Linked DNA regions of Homo sapiens: region 2 is linked to region 1. A link is a loop called in an ENCODE intact Hi-C map of the cell type or tissue named here. Cell type or tissue: lower leg skin. All regions are shown on one strand. Region 1 overlaps ADGRB3 (adhesion G protein-coupled receptor B3). Region 2 overlaps ADGRB3 (adhesion G protein-coupled receptor B3).

Evidence for each region. Peaks named below come from ENCODE experiments on the same cell type or tissue, not always from the same donor. Only the 100,000 strongest peaks of a DNase experiment are listed, where the experiment ranks them.
Region 2: it touches region 1 in a loop (16-fold over the local background); 1 of 110 quality-filtered maps calls a loop at or near these places.

Annotation. Positions count from the first base shown.
Region 1 is chr6:69,275,552-69,283,551 of GRCh38, reverse strand. All of the region lies in intron 20 of ADGRB3 (adhesion G protein-coupled receptor B3), which reads right to left. Among named protein-coding and RNA genes, the nearest start is that of LMBRD1, 520 kb to the left of the region's middle. In lower leg skin, no CTCF peak of the experiment used is centred here; no DNase peak of the experiment used is centred here.
Region 2 is chr6:69,347,057-69,355,056 of GRCh38, reverse strand. It overlaps ADGRB3 (adhesion G protein-coupled receptor B3), which reads right to left. Exons shown (of 32, transcript NM_001704.3): 27 at 729-824. Among named protein-coding and RNA genes, the nearest start is that of LMBRD1, 450 kb to the left of the region's middle. In lower leg skin, no CTCF peak of the experiment used is centred here; a DNase peak (open chromatin) is centred at 3,713.

The DNA of each region.
Region 1 (8,000 bases):
CAATTTGAATACAGATCCCAGCACAAGGAGCCAAAGCAATGTCTAACTCCTCTGGGAAGTCTTGCCTGGTGGAGTGAAGAAGCCCAGTCTTCCCCTATCCAAGAGTGGAAAGGCCTCTACCCAAAAATATGGCAACTGTTAAAAGATCAGCTGGGAGGCAGGAGCTCCCTCTCCAATCCTTGAGAAAAAGGGTGAAGCATGAAATTGTCTGCAGGCCCCAGGTCTGGGCTGCTCTCTGGGGTATCATGGGCATATCAGTCTTACTTCATTTTCATTACAATCTAATCTCTTCCCCAAAGCATTTTCTAATTGTGTCACTACCCTGTTACAAAACAGAAGCAAAAACAAATATCTTTTAATATATCTCCCAGTCCCCTTGGCAATTTCCTAGAGAATAAAATTCCAATTATTTTTCCAGGCTTATCTTCTTTTATTCCACTTCTGACATCCTGAGCTTGGAGCAGCCACTGGACTGCTCACAATCATTCTGTAAATTCTTTGGGTTTTTTCCTTTGCACCTTTGCCTTCTCATTAGTTCACTTCCTCATGGCCCATCTCTTTTATTTTCTATCCATCCTGTCTATGCTAGCTCAAATGTCCTTGATCTATTCTCACACTCCTACTTCTACTCTCATAGAATTTTAACAGAACCTCCTGACTTTCAGGTATCTTATCAAGCTTTGTATGATAACATGACTGTCTTTCTATATTTTAAGCTACTTAAAGGCAGAAATTATTCTATGCTCATTTGTTATAATTCTTACATGGTACCTAGTGATTTACGAGTATTGATTTAATGTGTAATATACTTGTTATGCATGTTCCCACCCCATAGATTCACGTTTTGTTCTAAGAAGCTTATAGTCACCCAATAAATATTGGTTAGCTTAAGCCTCAGTAGTTTCATTATTAATCATTTTACATATTTTCCAACATCACCACCTGTCCTTAATAAAAAAACAAACGAAACAACAAACTCCTTATAACTTTGACATAAGTCCTATAAGTACTTTATGAAACTGAGAATTTTTAAAAATCAAATTCTGAAGAATCATATTACTTAGATGGAGTGACCTAAGTATATTTCAATTCACTTTTGACAAAAGTAATTTAGACTCTCCCGTGCCTTCATTAAATTTGTCTCTCTTTTAAAAAAATATTTTTATGAACTGGTGGCTATACATAGGTTGGGGCATTTTTGTACTGCTTTTTTTATTTGGTGTCTGTTATCCTTTTAGTCTCACAAAGCCCATCTCATCATTTAGTTCTGGGAATAAGCCTCAAGCATCTTATGCCTTTTCAAAACGGTGGGTGGATTTCTATGTAAGCAGCTTTTAAAATCAGACGTTCAAATCCTGATATTCATTTTATTTGCCAAATGATTCTCATTTGGAGACATTGCTCTTGAGAAAACAGAGTGGGATGTGGAAGCAAAACCCCCTGAGAGACTGGGAGGGGAACACCTTTTCATTCTGAGCTCCTGGTACGCATGGCAGCCCTTTGGTGAGAGCACAATGCGAGCCAGACTTTTATCTTTATGAGCCTGCAAGGTAGTCAATTACCTTGAGAGATACCCCAGTGATGCTTTAGTCTTTCCCTTTCCCACTGACATGCCCAAATCAGGATGACAATAAATTCTGAAAAAAGCTAGTTTAGCCTGGACATCAGGGATTTACTTTTCCCTCCAGTGTTATGATATACTGTGCTGAGTTTAATGAATTTTACTTAATTCCTTGTCATAGCTATCTATTATGTAATTTCAATTGGCACCCAACACAGAGTAATGCTTTTGTGTTTTTCTGAAAGAGTGGATTCTCCCCAAAGGAATCCTTCTCCATGGCCTCACTTAACTAATCCCTCCAGAATCTTGGCAGGATGGACTGTGCTCTAATCCAGAGCAGTTTTGCCAGTACCATGTGGGATTCATATTTGAGAGAACTTAGAGCAATGTAGGCTGAGGTGCAGCAGGTGCAGATGGGCTAAAAGCTTAGACCCTCCTGATCCACCAGAGCCAGGCCTCTAGAATTTGCAGAAAGAGGGGCAACTGCTCTGTAATATGGCTCATCTCTGCTATGTTGGGTTTCTATGAGCAGCATTACATTCAGATTGGGTGTCAAATTGTTTAAGGGTCTCTCAGAACACCAAAGGTTTCCCTCCTCCAGCTTCCTACTTAGTCTATTGAATGTTTCCTGGAAAATGAGTAGAAACACTAATGTTCTATGAATCAGTATTTGTGTCTGAAGATAGGCTCAAATTTTCTAATAAATGTGGGCAAGAGCCTGATAGTCTATCCCTGTTGTACCCACTGTGTGGGCAGAGGATGTTTTCACCACTCTTTCAGGACACATTTGACCAGCAGAAAAGCAACCACAAAGAAGACCTGAATCAGAAAACATGCTCCAGTGGAAATGTATGCTCTAAATTACCAAACAAAGTTGTTCTATGGTCTGTGGCTCAATTAAATGCTGTGAGGCTGCCTGAATTGCTTAGTTCTCCAGGTAGTATTGTCCTTTTGACTAAGCTTTCATACTAATTAATTGGCCTGCTGCTGTATTTCAGGAGGGGATTCTGAAAGACTGGTTACTAGGACATTTTAGTTTGATAGAAAGCAGATCCTAATGAGATTCTGTTTCCTGTTACAGCGAATTAGGTATTTTCTTTTTTCTTTTGTATTATGTTCCTTACATATATATATATATTTTTTTGTAGTTACAGAAGCATGTAATTTTGCTTTGCCATTAAAGCCTGCCTGAGGTGTTTACTGTTTAGAGCTACAGGATAGCTTTGTCTTTGAGAACTGGGTTACATATTGTGTGCCAGGCATTGTGCTGAGGTTTTGGAATTAGAAAAATTGATTAAAACCTGTTCCCTACTCCTAAGAAATAAAAGAAAATATTTGGATGGCACTTGCTATGTTTGTATCAGGCTTTCTTCTAAGTGCTTCACATACATTAACTCATTTAATCTTCACAATATTGCCGTGAAGTAGATTTATTATTATCTATTTATTACTATTATTCCCTTTATATGTATAAGTCTAATGGGGCACAGAGAAGTTAAAACACTTGCCCGAGGTCACACAGATAAGAAATGATGGAGCCAGAATTCAAAACTCGGCAGTCTTAGGCTGGTGTCTTTGCTTTCAACCACAATATAATACTGCCTCTCAGGAAGACACAGACTGAAATCAAATATATGTAGGGCAGTGAGACAGGTTCCACAATAGGTTGGGGGTGACAAATGGGACGCAGGTCAGTTCTACCTCGTGAGATGAGGGGATGATTTAAAACTTGATAGCCACAAGTCCCGAGTGCCTTGTGGCTTTGTCCACTGACTTCCACAGGCCATCTGGCCTTGGGCTTCCATTATAATGAGGAATATTCTCCTGCATACAGCAGAATAGAGAGCAAACTTTGAAAACCAGAAACATATATTTTTGCAAGTCTCAGTTTCTTTCCCTTCCTCCTTGCTCTGGCTGTCAGCTCTCTTTTGAGGAATGTAGCTCCTGCCGATGACTAGGGAGCCCAGCCAGAAAACAGGAGCGCAGACGCCTCACAACCGTGGGAGGCCTATGACTGACTACAGCAGCTGAAAGCAGTAGGAGGCTTTTCTCTAATACATTTTTTTTTCTTGTTGGAGGTTTTTGTTAGACAGACAAGATACCAAGAAGGAGTACTGGCTACCTAGTATAAAAAGATGAAATGTGAGGGTAGTTTCAGTTTCATACAAGTGAACAGGTTTTTCCTCGGTCCTCCCAGTATCTCCCTCCTTAATTTCTAGGCTGAGGACAAACCTAGCATCTCTCATTAACGGGCTGGATTCTATAGGCTTAGAAATCAGGCATATCAGGCCAAAAGAGGTCTACATTTTATGTGGATTGGTTAGGCCAACAGGTATTAATCTTGACAATGGTAATGTCAGGATGAAGCATATTTCTCAAAAATTTCAAAAATAGTTATTCTAGAGAGTACAAATATATATATGTATAATTACAGTCTGATAGTGCAGAATCAACTGAAGTAAAATTTTAAATGTAGGCAAGAAAGCATCATTACTTAAGAAATAGCTAGGTAAATACACACACACACACACACACACAGCATTCTTGACTAACAAATTTTCGCCTTTACGATGGTGTGAAAACAATACATGTTGGGTAGAAAATGGAATGCTCCCACCATTCTGGGCAACAAGAGTGAGCTGCAGCTTCCAGTCAGCCACATGATCACAACTGATACTCCGTAGTGCACTGTGTTGCCAGATGATCTTACTCAAGTGTAGACTAATGTAAGTGTTCTTAGCACGTTTAAGGTAGGCTAGGTTAAGCTATGATGTTCAGTAGGTTAAGTGTATTAAATGCATTTTTGACTTAGGATCTTTTCAGCTTACAATGTGTTTATTGGGACATCACCCCATCATAAGTTGAGGAGCATATATATATATATATATATATATATATATATATATATATATATATATACATATGTATTTAATATGCCATATGAGGTGTTGAGGAAGTGAGAAGTGAATTCTTGAAACAGAATTCTTGTTATAGGAATGCAAAGATCAAAACTTTTTTTAAAGCTTTCATTTTCAAGTATTCCATGAATTTTCTTACATGGTTTTAATATCTAAATATGATATTAATGATAGTTTAAATATAGTGATCATGTTCCTCTATGCCAGGTATTGGTTATGTATATTTTGTATTATCTTTAATTCTCAGAATAACCTTCTAAGACAATATTATTACTCCCAATTTACAGAAAACAAAAACAAAAACAAAACTGAGACCAAATCAGAAAGGATAGAAAAGCATAGAGTCAGGAAGTTGAACCTGGAACCCATGGTCTTCACCAGGACACTGCTCTGGTTCTTACAGCAAACAATGAATAAATGTTCACTGATTTTTGCCTGAACATGCTTGTAATGTCTTAAGTCCAAAAGAGTCACAGGTTCAAAAGGGTTAATATAGAATTTGTTGAAATTATGCTTAGGTTAGCTATCAATGCTATTCATAAAAATACACATTGGGCAATATGAAGAGATGAAAATATCATAAACAATGGGGGGGAATAATGTACAAGATAACAGAGGAATACTAATATCTCAATTGTCATATTGAATTAATTCACCCCTAATATACTGCTGTTACGCATCATAAGGAGTTATCAGGGCTCACTGAATTAAGTTATCTTATAATTAACATTTTTTAATGTCTTGATGAAGGGAGGATGAAGTTATGGCAAAGTGTTTCTTGCTTTCTCATGAAAACAACGATCAGAATGTATGAATACTTTTATTGTGTGAAAAGATTAAAACTTTTTTTCCAAGATGCCTTGTTGTATTGAAAATGCTAAAGATCACTAAGTGTATCTCTGTGTGCATAGACACTGGAATCCTATAAGTATGAATTTTGCATCTCAAAGCCCTATTATTTGAAGAAATATTTTCCCTCAAAGGCATGTTCAGAAAGAATCAATAAGAAGAAAAGCACCTTATGTGCAAAGGAGAATATTAGTATAAACAAGTGCAAGTGTTTCCAAGCTCAGAACACTATTCACGGTATAGAGTGCAGTAATGAAATAGCAGTAACAATAATAATAGTTAATATCTTTTAAGTTCTTACCATGTGCCAGATACTTTTCAAAGCATTTCACTTGTAGTATATCATTTAATACTTACAACAAGACTATAAGGTGGGTACTATTATCATTTTACAGATTCTGAAACTAAAGCAAGAGTGACCAAGTAATTTTCCCAAAGTCTGTGGGCAAGTGGTGGAGTCAGGGAACTATACTACTGGGCTTGTGTTCTTAATCGCCATTTCTCTTTTTTCTTAATAATAACAACAATAATGATAATACAAATAATAATTGGAGGTGGGAGAAGCATTAGCTCTATAGAAATCCATAGCAGCAGATCATAACTCTAAAATGCAGCCAATGATGCCACCTGAAAGCTGACATTGTGGCAACTGAGATGACAGCTGCACACCTTCTGAAGTCCTTTGGGAGTGCTGACTCTACAAATCGATGGGATCTCCTTAGGGTGTGCCAACTCCCTGGTGACTTTATGCAATCTGGTGTCCTGTATTTACCAGTGTACCACATTGTGTTTCTGCTGGATACATATGAAATGCAGAGCAGCAGGTCATGCTACCCATGAGAGAAATGGTGTTGACTAGTGTAGAGCCACATTGCAAAAAGTCAATTTTTAAGTGAAGAGATGGAGTAGAGGCTTAAGAAAGACTAGAGTGGGCCAGGCGCCATGGCTCACACCTGTAATCCCAGCACTTTGGGAGGCTGAGGTGGGCAAATCACAAGGTCAGGAGTTCAAGACCAGCCTGACCAACATGTTGAAACTCCGTCTGTACTAAAAATACAAATATTAGCTGGGCATGGTGGCTCGTGCCTGTAATCCCAGCTACTTGGAGGCTGAGGCAGGAGAATCGCTTGAACCCGGGAGGCAGAGGTTGCAGTGAGCTGAGATCACGCCACTGCACTCCAGCATGGTGACAGAGCGAGACTCCATCTAAAAAAAAAAAAAGGAAAAAAAAAAAGAAAGACTATAGTAATGGTTTTGTGTTCTTTTTTAAAAACCATTTTATGGAGGTATGGTTGACAAATAAAAAGCTGTACATATTTAATGTATACAATTTGATGAGTTTGGAGATAAGCATACACTGTGAAACCATCACCACAATCTACACCATAAACATATCCATATCCGTCACCTCAAAAAGTTTCCTCTTACATCTGTACTATAAAGGAGCATGCTCCATAAGGCCAAAAGGTACTCAGAATGGCAAGTGACGAAAGGAGGAAAGGAGAGGTGGGCTAACTTCACACTATCTGCACCCTGTTCGTTTATTCATTCTCAGAAAAGCCCTGAGATCATCCACTGGTGGCTGATGAAGACCTTGGAAAGCCCTTTCCTGAGCCCGGGGGAAAAAAAGGTCAAAATGAGAAGCACTTCACATATTGTAAATGTGTATTTAAAAAAAGAAACAAAAAGTGGAAAACCTTGATGGGAATTTATTTGATCATTTCTTTCTTGCAGGGATTTCCTTCCTCCCCACCTGCCCTGTAGCATTTTTAATTTTAGATTGATTCAGATATGGAATGACTTATATTTGAGAGGTTGTTTATTTGCTTCCTGTTAAAAACTTCTTGGAATGTCTCCTGACCACAGACTGAATTCATAAGATTGCTTATTTTAATTTCTTCTCTATTTGGCCTTTTGCTGATATCTGGATACTAAATGTCATTTGTGGATGTGATTAACATGGTTCAAATTTCCTACTTCCTGATGGTATCCACTCTCTCTTCCTAAGCATAAATGGAGACATTTCACAGAAATACGCTAAATTCCAGATGTTGTAGAATTCCAGGAGAATCCTCTTTGCAATCCAAAGTAATTCATTATTATTCTTTCTATAGTCTTGCTGAATTTTTTACCTTATGAGAAAGCCCAAAGTTTATGCCAAGTTTGAATGAAGTGAAAAGTTTATTATTTAATAACATCCAAAGAACTTAGTAAATGTTTAGTTGCATGGAGATGCAGCAATTAAAGGAAAAGAGGAGAATGGCTAGGCCTAGAGCCACCTTATAGCATGTATGTTTGGACATGGCTTTTTTAAAAAAACAAATATCTGATGGATTCTCCTTTCCTCCAGAAAGAACTGGCCCTTGAAATTCAAGAGAAATTCCATTAGTCTCAAAACACTCAAGAGGCTATCATAAGTAAGTATTTTCACATACTCCCATGTACTGTGAAAATATCTACTAGTCTAATAAAATTTTTAGAATTATACCTAGTACTGGGCATTATTTGATATATAATGTTTTTTTTTTATATTATGTCCTCTATAACAAAAATATATTTAAAAAATGATGCAATAACAGATCATTGAATTTATTTTATAGGAGACTTTTTTGCATGTGTATTATACTGGTGTCTGGATCATATATTATGATTATATAATATGTATTTTTATG
Region 2 (8,000 bases), 72 kb before region 1:
AGTTACTAATGTATCATCTAGTTTATTATTGTTGCCTAGTTCAAAAAAGTTAATAATAAATTGAATATACTGTAAAAGTAAAACTGTCCTATTTAATTCCTGCTTTAAATGACAGAGTTTAAATCTCATCTTATTTCTAAAATACATCAAAGTGGTTATACCTAAAGTACACTTTGATTCCAATAATAACCAGAGCTCATGTACAATAACTGGTCTTTCACTAAAAGAGTGGCTACTCCTTACACTTTAGAACAGTGGTTCTCATCTTAGGCTGCATACTGGAATCACCAATACCTAGGTCCTACTCCCAATATTTTGATTTTAATTGGTCTGTGGTGTAGCTCCCCTGATGATTCCAATGTTTCACTAAGGCCAAGAACCACTGCTTTAAGACTAGAAGTGCAGGTTCATAGTGTTCTGATCTGTAAAAGACATCCACATGATCCTATGCATAAATCATTAGCCCTAATTCTACGCAAGGAGGAACATACTTCACAGTGTTGCATAGGACTCCCACACTCAACACCCCAGGGAGCCAACAACATGTCCTGGACTCTGAAGCCATCTGGAAATAATACTTCTGTGGTACCAGAGTTCACAGTCTATTAATGAACTGAAGCCAAAGTCAATCAAAATGAAAATTTTACACTATTTTACTCATAAGGATTTCTTTTATTCCCTTGAGAAATCATGAGTTAATTAACAATCGGGGAAAAATAAAAACTCACCATGATTTGAGCATGCCCATTAGGAAACGAACTCGAAGAATCTGCATTGATGGGATCCTGACAGTTTCTCAATCGGCATCTAAATGCATCCTGAACCTGTGGGGAGGGGGAACACATTAATTTTCTTCTCTCTTAATAATGACAAGATACTGTCTATCTTGGCAATCAGCTCTGAGGCAGTGGTTATCACTGATTTTACTATCTTATACTGATTTTGTTTACTTCTTTTTAAAAAAACTTATTATTATTACTACTATTATTTTTTGAGATGGAATTTCACTCTTGTTGCCCAGGCTGGAGTGCAATGGTGCGATCCTGCCTCACTGCAACCTCCGCTTCCCAGGTTCAAGTGATTTTCCTGCCTCAGCCTCTCAAGTAGCTGGGATTACAGGCATGCACCACCACGCCCGACTAATATTGTATTTTTAGTAGAGATGGGGTTTCTCCATGTTGGTCAGGCTGGTCTCGAACTTCTGACCTCAGGTGATCTGCCCACCTCGGCCCCTCAAAGTGCTGGGATTACAGGCATGAGCCACCGTGCCCTGCCTTGTTTACTTTTTAATACAAATGCTGGTGTACCTGGACTTTTGCTGTATGCCAAGGAAATTTATTGCTTGCCATAACCTATAGAGGGAAGTGCTGGGAACTCCTTAGCTATCAAAATAGCTATATCTGGCTCAACACTAATAATTCTTGCCAGAAGGCAGATTTATTCCACTGTTGTACGTAATATGTGTGTCTTTTAAGGGAGATTTACTATTTGCTATGGCATTATCTTCATAACAGCTTTAAATATTACGAAAAATGAGATTATTCAATGATCTTTTGACTGAAATTGATTTGGGATGTTTCTTTTTATGTCTCATGTAAGAAATCTTTGAGTAGACTATCTCTTGTCTCCCTTCAAGTACTATGTGCCCTGATTTAAAACAAAACATAATGAAACAAAAGGGAAACAAAACAGCACTACTTCTGGTGGACTGACTTGCCAATAAAGTCACTTTGCAAAGCCAAACTTCCTTAATATCCAAATATCCATTTATAATCAAATTCTGAAGAAAGAACAAACACATCTCACGAAAGTTCTAAGAACATTACATTAATTCTTTTGTTAAAAAACAAGTCAAGGAACATGAATAGCTGAGTAACAAACACAAAAAGCAATTGATAGTTATTCTGTTCTTACAGTGTCTCAGCATCAGCCTGTTCTTTCCACTTCCAGAGGTTCATCAAGCTCCCCACGAGCTGTTGATGGACATCTTTCCAAGTAGCTACTTATTCCAAGTCAATGTCAATGTCATTTCACTACTTTGTTTTTCTAACTTCATATTATTGACTTTCCCTTTCTTGTTTATTACACTCTGTTTTATTGGATTAAAAAACAAATCATAGATGATGTTTTCCCTATTTTACTGATGCATCATTATAGGGACTAATAAGGTTAACATATAGAGATTTTCACTTTTGAGAAGCAGTGATATAAGATCTCTTGTCACCATTTTGATGTGAGATATTCATAATATACCTGTTGGCCAGGAAACAAAACAAAACAAAACAAAACTGAGCCTATTACATTGTTTTTAGCTTCCTCCTTGTCCTCTCACTCATTTCATAGTCATTAGTAGCCTCTCTCCTAAATTGCCACATTGCAGGATTTGGAAACTGACACTAAGTCTAATCACAACCAAAGACTGGCCAACTGGCCCAATAATGAGACCTCTGTCCACTTCTATTTCTCCACCTCCGGTCCTAATCCTACTGATGTGGCCATAATGTCTGTGAAGTAAAGGAATGGGGATAGACTCAGTGTTCTCTGACCTGTCTTCCATTCTATTACTCTAATATTTCTAAATTTAGAATTTCTTTGAAAAAGAATGCATTACCTGATACCAAGCAAGGTAATTTCTTATTTCCTTTTTCAAACACATCAGTTAAGTACAGACGTAGTGAAATCTAGTCTGATCATCTTTTCCTGAAGAACTGAATAAATATTTATAACTAAATAATCTAGCTTTTCCTGGTAAAGGAGACACAACTGGGATAAAATTAGATTTTTCAGATGTGAAGGCTTTCAAGCTCCTCCTTTTTAGATTAAGAAGTTGTTGTATGTTCTAAAGAGAGACATTAGTAATCGAAAATTGGTAATGAGTCTTTGTCAGATCATTACTTTTTCTATTATGCAGACACTTGATTTGGGGAAACCATTAAGAAAGTATATCTGTTTTTAGAAAAAAAATCCTAGAAACCAATGTCAGAAAAATAGGTACATATTAACTTTCTGTTTGCACCTCAAGGCAACTATTAAAGAAAGACATTTTACAAAGGAAGATAAACTGTGTTAGCAATGGTGCCTTCTGGGAGCTTGTCTCATGAAGATTTCTATCAGACATATTTCTAGGTCAGCATATATAAAATGAGAAATATTTTGGCAATACCAAAGATTAATTTGAATGGTCCTTGCTAACCACTCCCAATTTTCAGACCTTCAAAGCATAGTTACCAATATTTTTGGCTGACTATGAAATATGGAAATACAATTTTTGTAGGTTTCTTTTCAAAATCAACTCTTAGTTGCTTGAAGGAGATGTAAAAGAAATCCACGTCTTTTCAGAACACACACACATATAAAATCAATACCTTTCACTACCAAACTCCCAAATGGGACAATAGATTAAGGGCATTTCTACACTGAATGATGATGTCAGCTTCATGAATCATTAAATGCTATTCAGAAGAAATATAAATCAAAAAAGAATAAATATTCTCCAGTAAATTCAAGGTCATTTTAATGGTCATATGTCACAATTTAAGTGCTAGATTCTCTGACACTTTTAGTGCCTCTGATACCTCTAATTTAGAAAGATTTGCATAAGAAATTCTACTTTATTCTAAATGCTCCATTTTATTTATTTTTTTAATCTTAAAAACGTATCTGGGGGCAGGGCGTGGTGGCTCATGCCTGCAATTCCAGCACTTTGGGAGGCAAGGCGGGCGGAACATGAGGTCAGGAGTTCGAGACCAGCCTGGCGAACATGGCAAAACCCCATCTCTACTAAAAAAATACAAAAATTAGCAGGGCGTGGTGGCAGGTGCCTGTAATCCCAGCTACCTGGGGGCTGAGGGAGGAGAATTGCTTGAACTCGGGAGGCGAAGGTTGCAGTGAGCCGAGATTGTGCCATTGTACTCCAGCCTGGGTGACAAGAGCAAGACTATGTCTCAAAAAAAAAAAAAAAGTATCTAGGGAATCTGGATGAATTAGTCTATATTAGTCTTAAATATTTGTCCAACACTGTCAGGAAAGAATGATTAGATTAGATTTCATAGTGCACATTTCTTATCACAGAATAGAATACTTCAGGCAAGATGGTATCTGGAAAACGCATTCACAGCTATTTGAACGTGTTTGGATAATTAATTGAATTTTGTATCTGGTAAACTAAGAGAGACTTGATTTTGGTGAATTGATGTGAATTGTGCTGATGAAGAATAATTGAGTTTTTGTAAAAAGCAAGTCTATGTTTCAAACAAGCAGAAAACGCAAAAAATAAAAAAAATAAAATAAAATAAGACAGATTCTAGATCTTGCTTTCTCAACCAGAATATTAAAATATTCTGTGCCAACAGTCATATTTCTAATGCCTGGCAATAATATTATTCTTTGACTTACCATTTGGAAAATCACTTATTTTAGGTAACAACTAAATTTAAGATTTATTAGATATTAAAATCATTGCATCTTTGAGTTCTTGTGAAATTAACATTAAAAAAATTACTTGATACCAGTAAATGCAATTTTTTTACTAAACCTATAGGAAACAATTTAATATTTAAGATAAATTATGGCACAGTTAAAATCTAGACTTCAAATTTTTTCTTTTTATAATAATCTGTAATAGATCTTTCACCTGAATTGATAGGCAGAGGGTCAAATATCTGCAGGAGTAGCAAGGAACAGATATGTAACTAATATTGGGATATTTAGGAGACTTTAAGGCAATCTAATGGCATGTTGTAAAATGAAAAAAAAAAAGAATGGCGAGAAACATCACACAATAAGGTGAAGAAAAAACAATAAGCTATCAAGGTTGTCTCCTGAAAAGAATCTAACCATGCACTTCCAAAGTTATTTTGACTGGCTCCTGCTGGGGGTTGCTCTAAAAACTCCTGAAAAAGCTATAAATGCTGATGGATTTTTGGATGAGACATGAGTTCAAAGAGGTTTGCAGGGGTGTGTCTCGCTCTTGTCTTCTGAACCAGGAGAGGGATTCACTTTATATCAACAGCAGCAGGCTGAGAGCTTCTGGACTGGTCTTCGCTCTGAAGGCAGCTGGTAGCGCGTCATTGTGGAAGCTGGTGCCAGAGTTAGAGACTGCTAGGGAAGAGCACCGAGCGATGTTTGGCAGTGTTGCAATTCAGACAAACCTCACAGGAAAGAGCTCCACAGTTTGAAACGGGCTCTGTATTTAGCTACTGAGCAAATCAGACCCTGAATCTTCACTTTTAAGAAGACAGTTTTACCTACAGTAATTCTTCTTGATTTCCTATTCAAGAGGATCATTCTAAGCCAGGAAAATAAGTAAAGTTACATTCTTGTAATTATTTGTAATTTTTCCTTCGGGGGAGAAGAGTTTCTTATGTGGCCTTTTATTTTTTGAATCTCATTTCTACCATTGTTTCATATTTTAACAAACAGCTCAGCTTTTCATAATCATTAAATTCTATACAATCTAATTATGAAATGAAAGACTTTTCAATTTCATATGTATTATGATAGTTGATATGACAATTGACATGAATGAATTATGAGTGACTTCACATTATTAATATATTAAATGACTTTGCTGATAGCAAAGTCAATAAACAAAAAGTGAAAATCTGCCATTTACTATACAATGAAAGAAAAAGATGCATTCCAGATGCAAATTTCAGTCCCAATGACTTTCTATTAGAATCCCTTAATATCTAAAGGATCTATCACTTAATCTCTAAAATTGTTATACCTCTTTACCTTCAAATTACTTTTTATATCAGTTTGAGGAGGTCATATAAGCTTCTCTAAATTATATGTCATGTCCATGATCTGAAAAATATGTAGCAGCATTTCTTCAGCATGAGAATAGAAAGGAAGGAAAGGGACATTATGTGTCATACACCAGGATCCCATGCCTTCTCAGGTGATATTTCATTTCAGCCTCATGCCATCCCCTTTGTGGCAGACATTATTTCAGTGTCACAGAAGAGGACCTTGAAGCTTAGAGAGCTTAAGTAACTTGCTCAAGATCATAAAAATAACAAGTAGCAGAGCTGGGAATGGAATCAGGTCACTTGACTTGAAAGCTAGTCTTCATTCCAATGTACCACTCTATTGTCTTACTGAACAAAGCATAAGATAGTTTAAGTGAAGGAATAAACCAAAACAATTATCTCCAACTGGTCAGAAATTGAGTGGCTGTACCATAATTTCCAACCTTTTATGATTTAGATAAAAAATAAGACATGAGTTAATAAGTTTTCAGTTTGAACCTTTATTTAAGACATATTGAACCTCCAGTTATTAGTTTAACAATATTGCAAGGACAATCTAGGAGTGGCAAGGAGAGAAAGGTGAAATTTGTCCATCCACATATCCACATGTCTGTGTCCACCTACTCTTCTTCTTTTTTTTTTTTGGCAGAGTCTTGCTCTGTCATGCAGGCTGGAGTGCAGTGGCACAATCTCAGCTCACTGCAACCTCCACCTCCTGGGTTCAAGTGATTCTCTGCCACAGCCTCATGAGTAGCTGGGACTACAGGCGCCTGCCACCATGCCCGGCTAATTTTTTTTTTTTTTTTTTTTGCATTTTTTAGTAAAGACAGGGTTTCACCATGTTGGCCAGGCTGGTCTTGAACTCCTGATCTCAGGTGATCCACCCGCCTCAGCCTCCCAAAGTGCTGGGATTGCAGGCGTGAGCCACTGTGCCCAGCCTACTCTTCTTGACTAGAGACAGAAGCACCATGCTGCTACCCAGAGTAGGGAACAGCTGGGACGGCAGTGTGAGGATCCTGCAGAAGAGCTGTGGGTAACAGCAAGCAATGGTTTGATGTTAACGGCAGGCATGACAGAGTTTGTCAATTTCTGTTACAAACTCTCTGTCTGAGCTTTTTTACTGATGTCATCTCACCCATCTTATTTCATACTCTTGTTAACCCCTTAAATCTCTGCATGGACTAGGAGAACCATGTGTGAAAATCAAGACTGATGTAAATATTCATAATATAATAGCAATTTTGCTAAGTCAGGAAAGGTTAATCTGGAAGGAGAATTAGAATTTACATTTCCCTGCCTAAGAAGTGGGATGACTTTTGGGTCAAATGAGGTTGGTGAATTCTTGGAAAGGTATATAAGAATATGAGCATATTGTCCTTGCCTGTGTGATGCCCATGCTCTTATTTAAAAGCAGTTTTGTGCGCCTCATTCTCTGTTTTGGTAAAATCCAGGTTTATTTTTATACCTGCAGACATTATCCCATTTCAAGGTACTGCATTCTATTTTTTTTTTCTTTTTAGAGATGAGGCCTCACTCTGTCACCCAGGCTAGAGTGCAGTGGCTCAATCATGGCTCACTGCAGTCTTGACCTCCTGAGCTCAAACAACCCTACTACCTTCTCCTCCTGAATAGCTGGTAATACAGGTGCACACCACCACACCTGGCTAAATGTTTTTTAAATTTTTTTTTGTAGAGATGTGGGTCTCACTGTGTTGCCCAGGCTGGTCTAAAAGTCCAGGCCTCAAGCAATCCTCCCATCTTGGCTCCCAAAAAAAGTGCTAGGATTACAGGCATGAGCCACTGTGCCTGGCCCCACATCCTATTTTATTACAAATGAAACAACAAAAAAATCTGAAATGTGTTTCTTTTTGAACTTTCAATCAGGCTGACAAGGATAAAGCTTTTAGCAACCAACTCCCACCTTGCTTAATTCTTTTATTTATTATTATTATAATTTAAGTTTTGGGATAACTGTGCAGAACGTGCAGGTTTGTTACATAGGTATACATGTGCCATGGTGGTTTGCTGCACCCATCAACCCATCATCTACATTAGGTATTTCTCCTAATGCTATCCCTCCCCTAGGCCCCCACCTCCCGACAGGCCCTGGTGTGTGATGCTCCCCTCCCTGTGTCCATGTGTTCTCATTGTTCAACTCCCACTTATGAATGAGAACGTGCAGTGTTTGGTTTTCAGTCCCTGTGTTAGTTCGCTGAGAATGATGGTTTCCAGCTTCATCCATGTCCC